2 separate regions of the Homo sapiens genome follow, and region 1 is linked to region 2. Evidence: chromatin loops called from intact Hi-C (ENCODE). Cell type or tissue: HCT116. All regions are shown on one strand.

Region 1 (8,000 bases), 230 kb before region 2:
CCTGAAAAGGCAGCGAAGCTTTATAACTCCAGCCTAACAGGGCAACACCCACATCAGACCCCCCAGCTCCCTGTGAGAGGCACTAGGTTTTCTCTGTGGTTCCGGTTCTCAGTAGGAATCTACTTCTTATAGTACCCTGGGAAAGCAGGGTGCTTTAGGAGGGTTTCTCCAGTGCTCCTTACTTGATCAGCTGCTTCCATGCTATACATTCTTAGGTGGGACACTCAACCTCTCTAAGCCTCAGTGTTCTCATCTGAAAAATGGATACGATAGCAGTACCCACTTCAAAGGGCAGTTGGATTAAATGAGTTAGCTCCTACAAAGTAACTAGGACAGTGCCTGGCACATCATAAGTGTTCGATATATGTCAGCTGTTAATATCATTGAGGTTTTTAAAAATTCCTTTTCAAAGACACCATCTTAAAATTTCTCCATTCTTTTTTCTTTCATTATCAAAGCTGCCACCATTTATCTATTCTTCACATTTCCTGGACAGCAGGCACTCTTATGCTTCTAAAGAGCATCACTGGCCAGGCACAGTGGCTCACGTCTGTAATCCTAGCACTTTGGGAGGCCGAGGCAGGCAGATCACTTGAGGTCAGGAGTTCAAGACCAGCCTGGCCAATATGGTGAAACCCCATCTCTACTAAAAATACAACAATTAGGGGGTGTGGTGGCATGCGCCTGTAATCCCAGCTACTCAGGAGGCTGAGGCAGGAAAATTGCTTAAACCCAGGTGGCAGAGGTTGCAGTGAGCCGAGATGGTGCCACTGCACTCCAGCCTGGGTGACAGAGCGAGACTCCGTCTCAAAAAAAAAATAATAAAAAAGCATCACCTTCTATGCATAATCTTCGCACTCCATTACTTTTTACCTGAAGCTGGAGAAATACTCCCTTTAAGGATCACCAGTTTTCAGTTCTTTCAGTATTCCTGCTTCAAGTTACACGGTCATTGCCATGTCATAACCATACCTCCTGAGCCTGCCAGTTGAAATGGAGAAGCGCCTAGCAGTTAAGCCTTTAATATCAGTGGCCATGCTCTACCCTAATTCCATGCTAGCTAATCTCCTGAGGATCACATGGTATCAAAACAAAACAGTTTCACCAATGATTTGGCTTTAAAATGGGTTGAGGTTTGGGAAAGACATGCAAAGTAAAATACAGTGTGAGTGACTTTTTAAATTGAATATACCTTACAAAATAGCTCCAATAACATCTTTTGGCGAGCTCGTTCATAAGGGTCATATGGAAACAGCTTCCTTCCTGGATAAGCATCATCCAGGTACTCACAAGCAATAACAGATTCATAGATCAGTTGACATTGGCTGGTCTCCAGGACAGGAATGTGGCCAAAAGGGTGCTTTGTATAGTACCATTCAGGCTTGTTTCTCAGGTTAATGTTGACCACTTCATGTCTTAAAAAGCAAAAGGAAAACAAGACAGAACAAAAATGAGAGGCATCTGCAGGCAGGCACTCTTCTTGAAAGCAGAAGCAATCAGTTTAAAAGTTAAAATTTGCAATTAGTGTTTTAAGGTTTAAGTTTTGTATAAAATACATAACATCATCATCTTCCTTCCTGCAGTAAGATGTGTCGGATGTTTTCCATGCCTTATCTCAGTTGTTCCTCATAATTCCCCCTGAAGTAGGCTCACCTCATAGGAAAGAAGACTCAAGGGGGTTGAATCTCACACCCAATACCACCCACTAAGAAGTAGTAGAGCTGGCCGGGCGCGGTGCCTCACACCTGTAATCCCAGCACTTTGGGAGGCTGGGGCGGGCAGATCATCTGAGGTCAGGAATTCAAGACCTGCCTGGCCAACATGGCAAAACCCCATCTCTACTAAAAAATACAAAAAAGTAGCCAGGCATGGTGGCGGGCGCCTGTAACCCCAGCTACTTGGGAGACTGAGGCAGGAGAATTGCTTGAACCCGGGAGGTGGAGGTTGCAGTGAGCTGAGATTACACCACTGTACTCCAGCCTGGGCAAGAAACTCCATCTAAAAAAAAAAAAAAGTAGTAGAGCCAAGATCACAGCCAGGCAGACAGACTCAGAGCTCACACACTTAACCATGGCATTAGAGAGTTTAGTACATTCTACAGCTTGAAAATACAAATCTGGTATTAACAGGTCACAACAGAATATGGTAAATGTTAACAATTAAGAGTATGAGTTTTGGCATCAGAATAAACGGTCTAGCTTGGGACCTTAACCGAATTCCTAACCTCTCTGTGCTCAGTGTCCTTAATTATAAAATGGGGCTAATAATTACACCCATCTCTTGGTACTGTGGTGGGGATATGTATAAAGTGTTTAGGACAGTGCCTGGCACATAAGCATGCAATAACTTTTTTAATTCTTCTTCTAATTATTAGATGTTCAAATAATACTATTATTATTTAATGTTCACATAATACAATTATTATTTAGATAACTATATAGTTACCAGAAGCATGAACGTATGTTTAAAAACATGAAAGGAAACAAATGGGAACGTTCATTGCTTAGTCTAGGAGATTGTCTTAAACCTACAGCAGAGGCTGGATGAGGTGGCTCACACCTGTAATCTCAGCACTTTGAGAGGCCAGGGTGGGAGGATTGCTTGAGCCCAAGATTTCGAGACCAGCATAGGCCACATAGCAAGACCTAAAGCAGTGGGTCTCAACCTAAAGCAATGGGTCTCGACTAGAAGTGATTTTTGGCCTCCTTCCCAAGGGACATATCACTATGTCTGGAGACATGGTTTTGTTGTCACAACTGAAGGTAGTGCATAGGGAAGGGGGACTCTACTGTCATTGAATGGGTAGAGACCAAGGATACTGCTAAACATCCAGTGATGGACAGGACAGCTTCTATCCCACCTCTCCAACAAAGAATTATCTGGCCTAAACTGTCAACAGTGCCAAGTTTGAGAAACGCTGACCTAAGGAAATACATCAGCTCCTAAGCTGATAATTTATCACCAAATGGGCAAAACATCCAGTTGTTGTTATTTTCCTCAAAAAACAGGTAACCTTAAGGTCAGCTTAATTTGAGCAAAAGGGAAGAATGTGGAAATACAGGCCCTATATACTCAACAAGGCAGATTTACATAATTTTATTTAAAACATCTCTGTATTAGTCTTTGTATCTCTCTGACATGAGTCTGAAACTCTGAAGTCACCCCCTTGTGATGGACTCTCCGAGACAAGAGTCGGGAGCCTGGAGTGACATATTCTCAACACTCTAGCTTGGAGGCCAGCTGCATTATGCAGTCCACATCCCAGCAAAGCTGCTCTGCCCTCCAAATCCAGACCTGCAGGAGCTGGTTTTGCAAACTTCCTTTTGGAAGCATCTGTACCCATTTCTCAAGTTTTCAAGGTGTCTTGAAAACTTCCAGACACCTCTTGATAGCAATTCCTTCTATTTCATTGTTTGGAAAGATTTGTTCATTCATTTAACAGATGTTTTTTGAGCATCCACTATGTGACAGGCTCTCTCCTAGCTCATGAATAAAAGAGACAGAGTTCCTACCCTCGAGAACGCACATGGGTGAAGGGGACTGGGGAGGGGAGATGGATGAACAAATAAGAAAATGCTGGATGCAGTAAGTTCAATAAAGAAAGGAAACAGTGACCTAAGATGCCTGGGGTGTGGTGGGGGAACTACCTCTGTGGAGCAGTCAGGTAAGGCCTCAGTAGTGTTGGCTGTGCCCTTAAACATTCTGGGAGGGAACCAGTTCACCAGCCCCATCATTCACATTACTCTGCGCTGGGCTAGAAGTTTCATGCATAGGCGTGACTCGGAAAAGGGCTCCGCATTTCAGTAGGGCCCGCTAAAAAAAAGCTCGCCCTTTGCTATTTGTTGACTTTGCCTCCGAAAAAAGGGACAGGGAGCCCCTTGTAAAAGCTGAGCAGGGCGCCCCAGATGTTAAACATTCCCGGGCTCCTGTGAGGCGCTGGGTTTGCTCGGGGGCTCTGGGTTCCCGCTTCTCACCTGATGTCTTTGGCCTTGAGGACGAGGCGGGTCCTGTGAGAATAGGGGCAGAACCTCATGCTGTAGATGCGGATCAGCCCCTCCGGGACTGGCCCTGGGGGCTGGCTTCCTGCAGAGCAGCGATGGAGGGGGACAGGGAAAGGAGAGGCTAGTCAGCCCGGTGAGGAAGGAGCTCGCTCACTTGCCCAGATCCCAAGATGGCTGTGGGAGCTCCAACTCCCAAGTCCCAGAGAGGGCAGTGCTGCATGTGGCTTTTCTTCAGGAGAGCCCTCCAAGTCCCTTCCTGCCCCGCCGGTCTGCAGGCCAAGGCCAGGCAGCTCCGCCGAAGCCAACATTTTCTGTCACGCGGCGCCCCCAGCTCGCGGACCCCATGGAGAGCACTCACCTTTCCCCAGGGTCCTGGTCGCATCCCCAGACATGGTCTCCAGGTGGTTTGCGCAGCTCCCGGAGCTCACGGTCGCCGCCCTGTGGCTCGCCACCGCTGCCGCAGGCTCCAGAAACAGCTGCGCTCTGGCGCGCACCCCTTGCCCCAAATTTAATTTTTGAACTACTGGGCTCTGGCGGGGCACGGGGAAGCGATCTGGAGCAGGAGCTAGGGTAATTTAACCTGGGGAGACATCGCCCCAGATTTGGAAGCCCGAGAGTAGGAGCTGGCAAAAAACAAAACAAGACAAAATAACACCAGAAAAGCTCCCCCTTGCTCTGGACATGTGCTTAAAGCTTTGGAGGGGCCTCCTCTACATCAAGAATCCCTCAAGAATGGGCATTTAAACTCCAACATGGATTTCAAAGGAGTTTAATCAAAACTGACTAGGGTAAAGCTGACTTTTTTTTTCCCATTCTGAATCTCTTGCATCACTAAACTGGCCACTCTTTGGTAAGTAAGTACAGCTTTAAAAAATAATAAGGCCAAACATTCTCATGATACAGCAACTAGGAAAGAAAAAGTCATTGGTGTTGAAATCTCACATACCCCAGAGAGTGAGTGCCTCCTAGACACCTAGACAACTTTGGTGTCTAGACAACTCACATTTTGCACCCTAGACACCTCAGTTGCCTCATCCCAGTCCTGGCCCTACTTGTGAGATTTTACCCAAGCTCTGAAAAACTGGCAATGAATAAAATTAAGATACCTGGAGGCAAAGAACAATTTGTGAGCTTCCCCCGTTCCCCAGCATAAATTTTTGAGAACACTCTTACTAGTTGCCAAGGATACATTGCCAACAGCCCAGCCATATAGGGGCGACTTGCACAGCTTTTCTGTTTACGTGAGATAATAGACGTGGCTTTGGCTCTGATGCTGATAAGCTGAGATCCTGAATTTCAGCAGGTAAAAAAATAATTCCTTAAATTTTCCAGAATTGAGCTGATGTGGGAATTGCTTGTAAATGCATTTTGTAGGATTAACAGATCATGAAGGAAAGAAAAATATTTTCTGTGTCTCACTCATACTGACTAAATTATTTCCATAGATTACCTTGATTCCTACAATTGCTCAGTCAGGCAACTCATATTATTTCTACTTTTCAAAACAGAAAACAGCTTCAGAAAAATGAAATTATTTGCCCAAAGTGACCAGCTAGTAGGGTTGAAGAACTTTAAAAGTCCAAAGCTTGACTCGTTGTCTTGACCTTTAAAACTGGTAATAGTGTTAGGAGGAAAGGATTTTAAGTCCAGGAAAAGATATAGCACGTAATGGCTGCTCAACAAATAATACTTGAATCTAAATATCTTTTATTAAAATGACAGAGCCTAATTATGTAGCTTATAACTGGGTACTGTTTGGCCTTTGGAATTCCAGTCTATCCAGAACTTCTTGGTTAATAATAGTGTTAACATTTTTTGCTAGTGAATAAGAATCTTTGCAAATCTTCAGAATAGTGACTCAACTACATTTTTTGCTGTCATTCAATGATTTCATGTGAAATAAGCTTAGATAATAATATGGAAAGTATTAACATTTTATAAGAATCAGGGAATGGCAAAAATGTTTGAATAAATGTTCTCTGAAAATAAAATGCATATATGTCAGCAAGAAATCTGGTGTTGGAGAAGACATATTGGTTCCCGGCTTGCTACGCTGACAACTTTTCATTTAAGAAGACAGAGAAAGTAACAGAGTAACTTCTACTACTTTGGAGCTAATTCTGATCAAGAAGGACAAATTGGATGGTAAAATAGAAGCAAGAAACACAACCATGTCATCTTAGAGCTCCTGGTAGGTAAGATGACTTCTGGGCATACACATGCATCCCTCATATAAAAAAAGCAGATTTCAAGATAGTTGAGAAAAATATATCCATAGCCTAAAAAAGGCCATAAGAGGGTTGCAAAATCTCAAAATCAAAATAAATTATTACTAATATATATTTGGTGCTTCATGTGTATTGACCCAGTTAATTCTTAAAATAGTCCAATAACTGGGCCGGGTGCGGTGGCTCATGCCTGTAATCCCAGCACTTTGGGAGGCCGAGGCGGGCGGATCACGAGGTCAGGAGATTGAGGCCATCCTGGCTAACGTGGTGAAACCCCGTCTCTACTAAAAACACAAAAATTAGCCGGGCGCGGTGGCAGGCGCCTGTAGTCCCAGCTACTCAGGAGGCTGAGGCAGGAGAACGGCGTGAACCCGGGAGGCGGAGCTTGCTGTGAGCCGAGACTGCGCCACTGCACTCCAGCCTGGGCGACAGAGCGAGACTCCGTCTCAAAAAAAAAAAAAAAAAAAAAAAAAAAAAAAAAAAAAAAAAAAAGTCCCATAACTGTTCTATTTTGATTCACTTTAAAAGATGAGTAAACTGAGACTAGCATAGTTAAGCACTTCTCAACTAGTAAGTGAAAGAGGGAGGACTAGGAACCCTGGAAGTTTGACTCCAGCGGCAACAATCTCAACCAGTATCTTAGTCTTTATCAGATGCCATGAACTGAATGATTGGCAAATGTTTTTACATATATTAAATATTTCAGGCTTTTCAGGCCATCTGGTCTCCACTATTTAGTTCTACACTTGTAGTGTAAAAACAGCCATCGATGATAAATAAACAAATGGGTGTGGCTGTATTTATGGACACACTGAATTTGAACTGCATATATGTATTTTAATAGCCTTTTTTTAAAAAAAAGTTTTAGATTCACAGCAAAATTGAGCAGAAAATACACATTTCCCATATACCCTGTGCCCCCGCACATGCACAGTCTCTTCCACTATCAATATTCCAATCAGAGAGGTACATTTATTACAATCAATGAACCCACATTGACATATTATCACCCAACATCCATAGTTAATATATTAGGGCTCACTCTTGGTGAATTTCATATAATTTTCACATATCACGTTGTGACTGGTTTTTCTTTTTCAACCCTTTAAAAATGTAAAAAATCATTCTTAGATATTGAGCTATAAAAAAACCAACAATTGGTTGGATTTAGCCCAATGGCCTTAATTTGCCCATCCATGGTCTCTGGATAATGGCCAAACTGGGAATTCCATTTGTAAATTAAAAGGTTCCTGGATCCACCTTTCTACTTTGCCAGAAGAGGATGATTTTCCAAGTTTTGTTTTTTCATTCCCACCTTTTAAAAGAAACTAACTCTGAGAGTTGGGAAATGTTCATGAAAAGTGTATCTGTATGTGGGAAATCAAGTTCTGAAATGCCAAGTTAATTTGGTAGAGTTAGAAGACAGGGATGGAAGCTGTTCTCCTCTAAAGGGAAACAATCTAGTGTCAAGGTTCTCAGAACAGGCCCTGGAGCCCAATGGGCTGACTTTTTGAGACCCAGCTTTGGCACTTAGGCAAGCTATCTAACCTTTTTGGATTTCACTTTCCTCACCTGCAAAATGAGAACACCAATAATACCTACTTTATGAATTGTGAGTATCGAATCAAATAGTCCAGGGCATCGTCAGTATAGTAAGAGCTCAGTATACGTCAAAGTTAATGACAAACGCTAGTGAGTAAGAACACATTTTAAATAGCAGAGTGCATTCCAATTTTGTATCCACAAAGATGAAGCACACTGTGATTCGGCT
Region 2 (8,000 bases):
AAACTGACCAAGAATCTCAGAGGTAGCCAGGTGCAGTGATTCACGCCTGTAATCCCTGGGACTCAGGATGATCGCTTGAACTCAGGAGTTGGAGGCTGCAGTGAGCCATGATTACACCACTGCGCTACAGTCTGGGTGACAGAGCAAGAATTCATCTCTCAAAAAAAAACCAAAAAAAAAAAAGACCATGTTGAGGATCAAACCCAAGAAGGGTTTAAGCCTTACCTGTGGAGATGCAGCATGTGTACTCTCGTTCACTTCCCCAGCTGTGAGTGCTGACACTGTGCTAGGCAAATGAGATGCTTTACCTCCCTCAAGGGGAGATAAGACTTGCATGAGGTGACAAGTGTCACGCAAGGTACAGAGTGCTGTGAGGATACAGTCAAAGGAGAGATTTCTTCCAATAGGAAGGACGGAGGAGGGGGCATTTCAAGTGGTCCCAAAAAGTTGGAAAGATTTTAAGCATGACCAGTCTGGAAAATTCCATGCAGGGATGACAGCACGAGCAGGGAAAGACAAAGAAATGGGAAAGAGCAAGATATGGTCCCAGAAGGCCACCATTTTGGAGAGAGGTTACAATAATGCCTAGAGCAGAGGAGACAAGAACATGGAGGACCTTGACTTCTAGGCCCTCAAGTAAACGCGACAAGCATTGAGCATCGAGGCGCTTGAGATGCAATGGGAAGGCACTGAACAATTCTCAACAGGAAAAGAGACAATTGCTGGTTTAGGAGAAGGGGCAGTGGGAGTACCGTATCCAGAGAGTGTGACAGACAGGGCTGTCCCGTGGCTGATGGCTGCGTGGGCTCCTGGGACACAATGTGCTTCAAGGCCACTGGGACAGTAGAGGGAGGAATCGCAGAAATCACTCCAGGAGCAACTGAGAGACCTTGCTTCTACTTTACCAGGTCCTGCTGGCCCAGACGGACACCAAGGCCCAAGAGGTTGGTCACTCATCTGCTGCCCCCAGCCTCACTCCCGTCACAGCCCCTGTTCCAGCATGCAGCCCTCAGTCCCCTTAACCATAGTGCAGAGGAGCATATAGCATGTGGAAGTGTGCAGTGTCCAGTTCTGTTCCCCTTCTCCTTTCCACCTGCCAGCAAGTCAATTAGGAAAACCCTCAGAAACTATCAGTTCAGATGTGATAACCAGTTTAGCTTTCCTAAATGTAAACACTTCCACGTTGGCCATTCTCTCTCTAGGTGAACAAGGTCTTACTGGGATGCCTGGAATCCGTGGCCCACCAGGACCTTCTGGAGACCCAGGAAAGCCAGGTAACAGAGCAGGAAGAGGGAGCCATGGCCCTGCTTAGTGTGTGTGTGCTTTGTGTGTGTGGATGTAGGCATGTGTGTGCGTGTGCATGTGCAGGTGTGCAGGTTGTGGGGGAAGGGGTGTATATGTGCATGGTTGTGTGTGTGCATGCAGGTGTTTACAAATGCACCCATGTGTGCCTTATCCCGTTTTCCTCCAGCAGCTCAGCAGGGAACTGCCATAGTGTTAGGTTGTTTTGCGTGCAGTGGCTGTAGGCCCTGGCACCTCTGGGTAACTAAGTCTGGCAATTCAGAAGAGTGGGATTAACAGCTAAACATAAGGATTTCTAGAAAGGGGCAAGGACACTCTTAAAACTGCAGACTTGAAGGTCACCTCGCTATCTTGCTCCTCTGAGCCCTTCTCCTCTTGTCCTCCTCTCCTGTACTGGGCCCTCACCAACACCCACGAGGCCGAGGAGGAAGCCATTGTTAGAGTCTCCACCGAGAGCAAAGAGCAAACTTCTCAGGGTTGCAGGAAGAACAAATGAAAACCAGCCAAGAAAGCTGTGTGGTCAAGGCGGGTGGGCATTCATCGGGGGCCTCTGAGAGTAGGGGCCTCCTCAGCCTCCTTTGGCGGGTGCCCAGACAGGAGCCATAGAGGGGGAACCTGGGGCAGCATTGGGATCCGTGAGTGTTGAGCATTCCGGATTTGTGGCTCTCCTCAGATTCCAAAAGGGTCTGTGAACCCAGATAGGCTCAGCACCATTGCCTGAGAAAGTGGTGGGTCGCTTCACTGCAAAGCCCGAAGAACTGCTCTCCATCCAGAGCTGAGAGGTCCAAGGATGCTGGCTGCCCCGGCATGAGACGTGTCCTTCTGTACCCACTGACCCCTCCACTGCAGTGTCCACCGGTTTCTGCAGGTGTGGGTGTGGCTACCAGGGATGGCCTCCACCCTTCAACTCTTCCCTCTTGTGTCTGATTTTCTGCAGGTCTCACAGGACCCCAGGGACCTCAGGGTGAGTCGCTGGATCATTCCCACCTGCTGTCTCCCACCTTCTCCTGGGGTAACTGCTTGGGCCAGGGCTTTTCCTGCAGTCACCAGAGTTTCCTCTCCTCCACCAACTCCCTGGCACACACTCCCTTTCACTATGAGTCGTGAGAAGCACCTTAGGAAGGAAAAATAGGCACAGAACAATCTAGAACACCATTCGAGTAGAAATGAGATTAGATTGTGTGTCAATTCTGTCTGCCTGTGCCCTGTTCCCCTCGGGTGCAGGAATCTGAGAGGAACCCCAAGCTCATAGCTGAGCTCCCACTAGCCAGGAGAGCTGTTAGTCCAGAGGCCCAAGTTCCCCCACTGGCATGACAGGGCATGGGCGCTCATCCTTGTTCGGGAAAGCCCAGTTTCTCTGGGACAGCCTCAGTGTTAAAGCCTGTCCTGTAATTGGACCATTGTGCCCCCATATCACTACATTCATCCCCTAATTTCCTGAAAGAAATTAGGCAAAGATTGAAAATGAAATCAGGCAGCAGCCCCCCAGCAGTTGAATTCATAGGGACATGCTTCCAATGCTCTTACAGAGGAGTTCAGTAGTTAAAGGCAAGAGGGTGATGCTGCATTGGACTCAGGAAGCCGAGCCCCTCCCCTGCAGGGGAGAAGGGAGACAGAGGCTGCTCTGCAGGCTCCAGGTGGCTCATAACCCCAAGGGATGGAACCCTCCAAAACTGAGCCCATAGGCCTCTGCCTGCTCCAAGCCAAGCTGTTGCCCCATTTCCCAAAGAGGGACAAGGGCTCAGAGCAAGAGGCTCCCCGGGGTTGTCTAGACTAAGGCGGAAGGCAAAGCTGGTGCGTCCCAGGGTTTCAGTCAGCAGTGTGGCTGTGCTGAGTGACGGAGCACTAGTGACCACCCAAGGGTATCTGGAATTGCTGGGCCTTCATCGTCCTGACTACTTGTTCTAATCACATCAGGACTTCCCGGTACCCCTGGCCGACCAGGAATAAAAGGTAAGTGAATTTCCAAATGAGATTTCTTTCTTTTCACTGGCCATTTTTGTGGAAGGAAGGGATGGACAGGAGGAGGCCTCTCTCTGGCCAGAGCCTGGATCAACAGTGGCATCTAGTGGTTCTAGCAGAGGGCTATGAGGCTGGGAGCCCAGGGATTTGTGAACCAAGCCCAGTCCTCAAGCCCCACCCCTCCCCAAACACCTCCCCACCCCACAAACCTGAGCCTTGCTTTCATACTTGGATGTCTCCAGGCCACTGTTACAGGAGGTTCTAGAAGGGCACTGCCCTCCCCAAAGCCTTTCTGTGCCCTGTTTTGCCTCTAAATGCCCCCATTAGTGCTTCATCCCCCTGGTATGTAGGCTTGGTCCCCTCCTAACAAGTCTTTTCCCCTGGGGCAGGAGCTACCTTTGCCCTTATCATTCATATCAGCCTTGGTGTGAATGGCTACATCAGACCCTTCCTGAGAGGAGGCTTTAGTACAGGCAGAGAGGAGTGTTAAGATGCTACTGAGAGGGCAAGTCGGGTACTCAGAGGGGAGCTCATCCTCGGGGGTCTGACTGGGGCAATGTGGTGATGCCCATGCACACAGTGACCCTCTTGTCCAGTTCTGCCTATCAGACCTCAACCCCGAGCAAGTTCAGGGACCCACAGTGCTCAGGGATGGTCTTTGTCCTTCTGTTCCTTTGATTCCAACACGCTCCTGAACTTTGACATTCTATGGAGCTGTGCTCTGTCATGAGCAGTCACTGTCACTCTTGGTGGGACCCTAAAATAACCACTTTCCAGAAATCATTTCCAATGACTGATTGGGCCAAGGAGTTCTTTAGGGCTAACTAAATGTAATTCCAAAATAATGATAACTGAGTTTATAGGTCCCAGGCAGACCACACTAGGTCCGTGGATATGTTCACGAATGGATGGTACCTTTTGTAAGAGTCTCATAGGTTTTGGAATTCCCAAGAATAACAGAAACCTTCCCTTTTTGAGGGCCCGTGACTTCCAGTCCAAGGGGGAGTTCAGACCCTGCCTGGACAACATGCACAAGAGGGGCCATTTTACCGAACGTTGGATTGCATCCCAACAAAACAAACTCAAGTGCTTCTCCCGTCTTGTTCATGAGCCCTGGCTGAAGGATGGTGAGCAGAGACCATCCCTCTGCTTTCCTTTAGGGGAGAGAGCAATAGTCTCCTTTCATTGTGTGAATGACTGAATTGCTAACAGAACTTGAGAAATGAAAAAAGGGGCCCCTAAAGAATGGTTTCCCCAAGTGAGTCCGTGGATTGTCAGTTCTCAGCACTGCATCCAGTTGATACGTTTGGGAATGTCCTCTTCTCGAAAGTTCTCCACGCACACTTGTATTTTCAATGCTCTGAGACACAAGGCAGAAAAGAGATCTTGTTAACCTTTATATAACTCAGACCTTCTTAGACTTACCCACTGCAGAGCCCCCCTTTAATCCTGCACAGCCCCTACAACTGTCCCACAGAGCACTCTAGGAATCCCGCTCTACCTGGCGGGCTCATCGCCTCTGTCCTTTGACCTTTGAGTAATTTTCCCACCTAAGGCGATTCCCAGGCAGAGGTGGTGGAATGTGGGAGCATGAAGGACTCTCCAGTCAGCCCCATTCTGGGCTCACTGAAAGGCAAGCTTTCCACATCCTCAAGTGAAGCCACTTCTCTGAATGAAGACGGATGCTCTGGCCTCCAGGGACTCTGGCTGAAAGATTGGGGCTTAATGCATCCTGCTTGCCTTCCTTCAGTTCATTAAAATGCCTTTAGCCTGATGGTGAGAGGCCCAGAAGTGGGTCCCAAATGCAATCAGAAGCCTTGAAAATGGCTTATTGAGCCACTAATTGATCCTCAGAACAACCACTCTCAGCCTTTTCCTCTCTTCCTAGGTGAACCAGGAGCTCCAGGCAAGATCGTGACTTCGGGTAGGCAGGTCCTAGAGGGACCCTCCTTTCTGTGTCTTTCTTATACTGGGCACCTACCTTGACTCTGCAGCGTTCTGGGCAGGATGTGGCTGGGAGTTTTTTGGATCAGTAGCGGGGGAGGAGGGAAATTTAGCAGCGATGAGAAGAAGAAATGCCAGGCTGCCCACCACAACCTGGCTTGGGTCCCAGCGCCTCTGAGTGAGAAAAGTAGGGCTCAATGTTCCATGTGCCTTCTGTTTTCAGAGGGGTCATCGATGCTCACTGTCCCAGGCCCCCCAGGACCTCCTGGAGCCATGGGACCCCCAGGACCTCCAGGTGCCCCAGGTCAGTCTATTTTCTTGCTTTGCCCCAAATCAGCAATAGGTCTTGGCGGTAGTGACTCTAGCCATATTTCTTCAGATCCTGAAACCCAGGGCAGGAACTGAACCTGGTAAAGAGAATAAGGAGTTTGGCCTGAGAAAAGCAAACTCTTGCATTCTCAGACAATGAGGTAGATCAGTTATCCTACTTCACAGCATAGGAGGTGAATGTGCTCTCAGCATTTAGAGAAGGGGAGGCTGAGGCTTGGAGTGGGTAAATGACTTGCCCAAGGTCCCACGGCCAATAAGCAGCAGGACAAAGGATTTGGCCCAGATCAGTCTACCTCCAGAGCCTGTGGCCAATCAGAAGACTCAGTCCTTGAGCCCTTTGTTTCCTCCTGGAAAACAATTTGATATTCTGCATCCAGGGCAACAAAAATGCTAGGTATCTATTTGAAGAAAATATCTCCACATGGGATGGTGACAAAAATATGAAAACTTCTGAACAAAGTTGTTAGGAGATAAAACGTTTATTGAAAGAGCAGGACACTCACTAATGCCTGCTCTGTGGTTTCAACTGTATTAATACAAGATGCAAAAAAGAAAAAATGCTGGAAGAAAATAAAATGCCCACACATTGAAGAGTTATGGACAATTTGTTTCCTACCTTTCCAAAGTGCCTGTTATTTTGTTATATGTGTTTTTAATTATTTTAAATTTTTATGTACAAATGAAGTACACAACTTACCACAACCAAGGCCAGAATGTACCAGCCTTCCCTCCTGACAAGCTCCAGTGAGAAGGAGTACATAGAGGCATGTAGAAGTCCCTAACCATTACAGGACAGCAGCAGAGGGGGCAGTCCCGCCTGCCCCGGGGTCCCGGTGCCTGTCAGAGATGTTCTCACGCAACTGGACCGCAGGGCTGATCTCGAATTGCTTATTGCTCTCAAATAAGCAAGGTGGCCTCTTTGGGTCTCTGTTCCATGCCTTGGGAGGAATTATGCCTTTAGTTCTTCCTATGACCCTACATGCATGATTTAGCCTTTTCTTCCTCAACCCCGTTTCCAGGCCCTGCCGGCCCAGCTGGTCTCCCAGGACATCAAGGTATGTCACACCCTGCAAGAATGCAAAGCGATGGGCCCAGTCGGGAGGACTTTCCTCTCAGGGTGGACATGGGCCTCTCTGTTCTAGATGACGTGAAAGGTGTGTTTTGGAAAAGGAGGACAGGGCCAGGGCTCTTCACCGGGGTCTTGCAAGGTGATTCCCTGGGGCTTGGGGCAGCTGTCAGAGAAGTTCTGGGATTACAAGAGGACCAGGGGCAGACTTGGCCTTGAAGATGAGTATCTGGCAGGAGTGTACAGCTGACCCAGAGAGCAATGACAACCGTCTGTGGGTTCTCGGCTGCAGGCCCAGGCTGAGAGGACTCACTCCCGGGTCCTTTAAGGAGCCCAGGTGGAGACTGCCGGGCCTCCCACCTGGACATCTGGAGTGCAGAACAGCAGAGGCTTCAGCCCACCCGGTCCAGCGCTCACTCTGAGCTATCACTGTGTTAGGAGCTTGGTCTTCAGTGTTTCACCGAGTCTTCCCAACACCCCCGTGATGTAGATCTTTTTGACCTTGGTTTACAGAGGAGGAAACTGAGGCTGAAAGAGGTTGAGAACTTGCCCAAAGTCACCAGCTAGACGTGTGGGAGCAGGGGTTTGAACTCAGACTTTCTGACACCGAAATCCAATGTATCCCCATCATTCCACATGCTCTTATCAGCTGTCAGGGAGCTTGACTATGGTCCTGCCCTGCCTCTGAGTGAGGGGCACCCTTAGCAGATGAGGTGCTGCAGGCTCTTGTGCCATGACACAGGGCCTGGTGTCTGGGCTGTGAGGGTAGCCTGGAGTGCCTGGAACTGCAGATCCAGTGAGAGGTGAGAAGTGTGGCAGAGAGCAGCCTCGTGACAGCTTTTGCTCATTTCTATTTTCTTCTCTCTATAGAAGTTCTTAATTTACAAGGTCCCCCAGGCCCACCCGGCCCACGCGGGCCACCAGGTGAGTATCTTGGAGACCTTTGGAAGGTGGGGAGTTTGGGGGACAGGAGATTCAATGCACTTAGTGAGGAAGCCAAGATCCTCAGGGGTGGCATCAGCTCCCTGAGCTCAGCATGGCCTCTTCCTTGCTCTCTTCTGCAGGGCCTTCCATTCCAGGCCCACCAGGACCCCGAGGCCCACCAGGTGAGAGCCGAGCTTACCACTGGGAGGTGGGAGGGGGAGGTGAGAGGTGGGTAGCAATGGGACCCTGAGCCCAGGGCCCTCTGGGCTGGCTTATAGGAAAGAGCTTCCCTGCTGCCTCCTCCTGAGCAGAGGGTTCCTGGCTCCCCTCTTGGCACTAATAAGTCTTGGGGGTTCTCTTTCCTAGGGGAGGGTTTGCCAGGCCCACCAGGCCCACCAGGATCGTTCCTGTCCAACTCAGGTAATGTCAGGGAGTCAAGTCGCACCTGTTCTCCACCTCAGCCCTTGTCCTG

What was found. Peaks named below come from ENCODE experiments on the same cell type or tissue, not always from the same donor. Only the 100,000 strongest peaks of a DNase experiment are listed, where the experiment ranks them.
Region 1: it touches region 2 in a loop (9-fold over the local background); 3 of 110 quality-filtered maps call a loop at or near these places.

What each region holds. Positions count from the first base shown.
Region 1 is chr10:104,271,309-104,279,308 of GRCh38, reverse strand. GSTO2 (glutathione S-transferase omega 2) reads right to left here. Exons shown (of 7, transcript NM_183239.2): 2 at 4,360-4,624; 3 at 3,975-4,083; 4 at 1,193-1,415. The coding sequence starts at 4,393. Among named protein-coding and RNA genes, the nearest start is that of GSTO2, 6.1 kb to the right of the region's middle. In HCT116, a CTCF peak has its summit at 4,456; a DNase peak (open chromatin) is centred at 4,418; H3K4me3 peaks cover 2,129 bases; H3K27ac peaks cover 1,448 bases.
Region 2 is chr10:104,041,013-104,049,012 of GRCh38, reverse strand. It overlaps COL17A1 (collagen type XVII alpha 1 chain), which reads left to right. Exons shown (of 56, transcript NM_000494.4): 30 at 909-944; 31 at 1,203-1,274; 32 at 2,240-2,266; 33 at 3,220-3,255; 34 at 5,153-5,188; 35 at 5,432-5,512; 36 at 6,558-6,593; 37 at 7,475-7,528; 38 at 7,669-7,710; 39 at 7,895-7,948. MIR936 (microRNA 936) reads left to right here and starts at 827; the gene lies at 827-924. In HCT116, a CTCF peak has its summit at 3,357 (motif pointing left); a DNase peak (open chromatin) is centred at 3,372.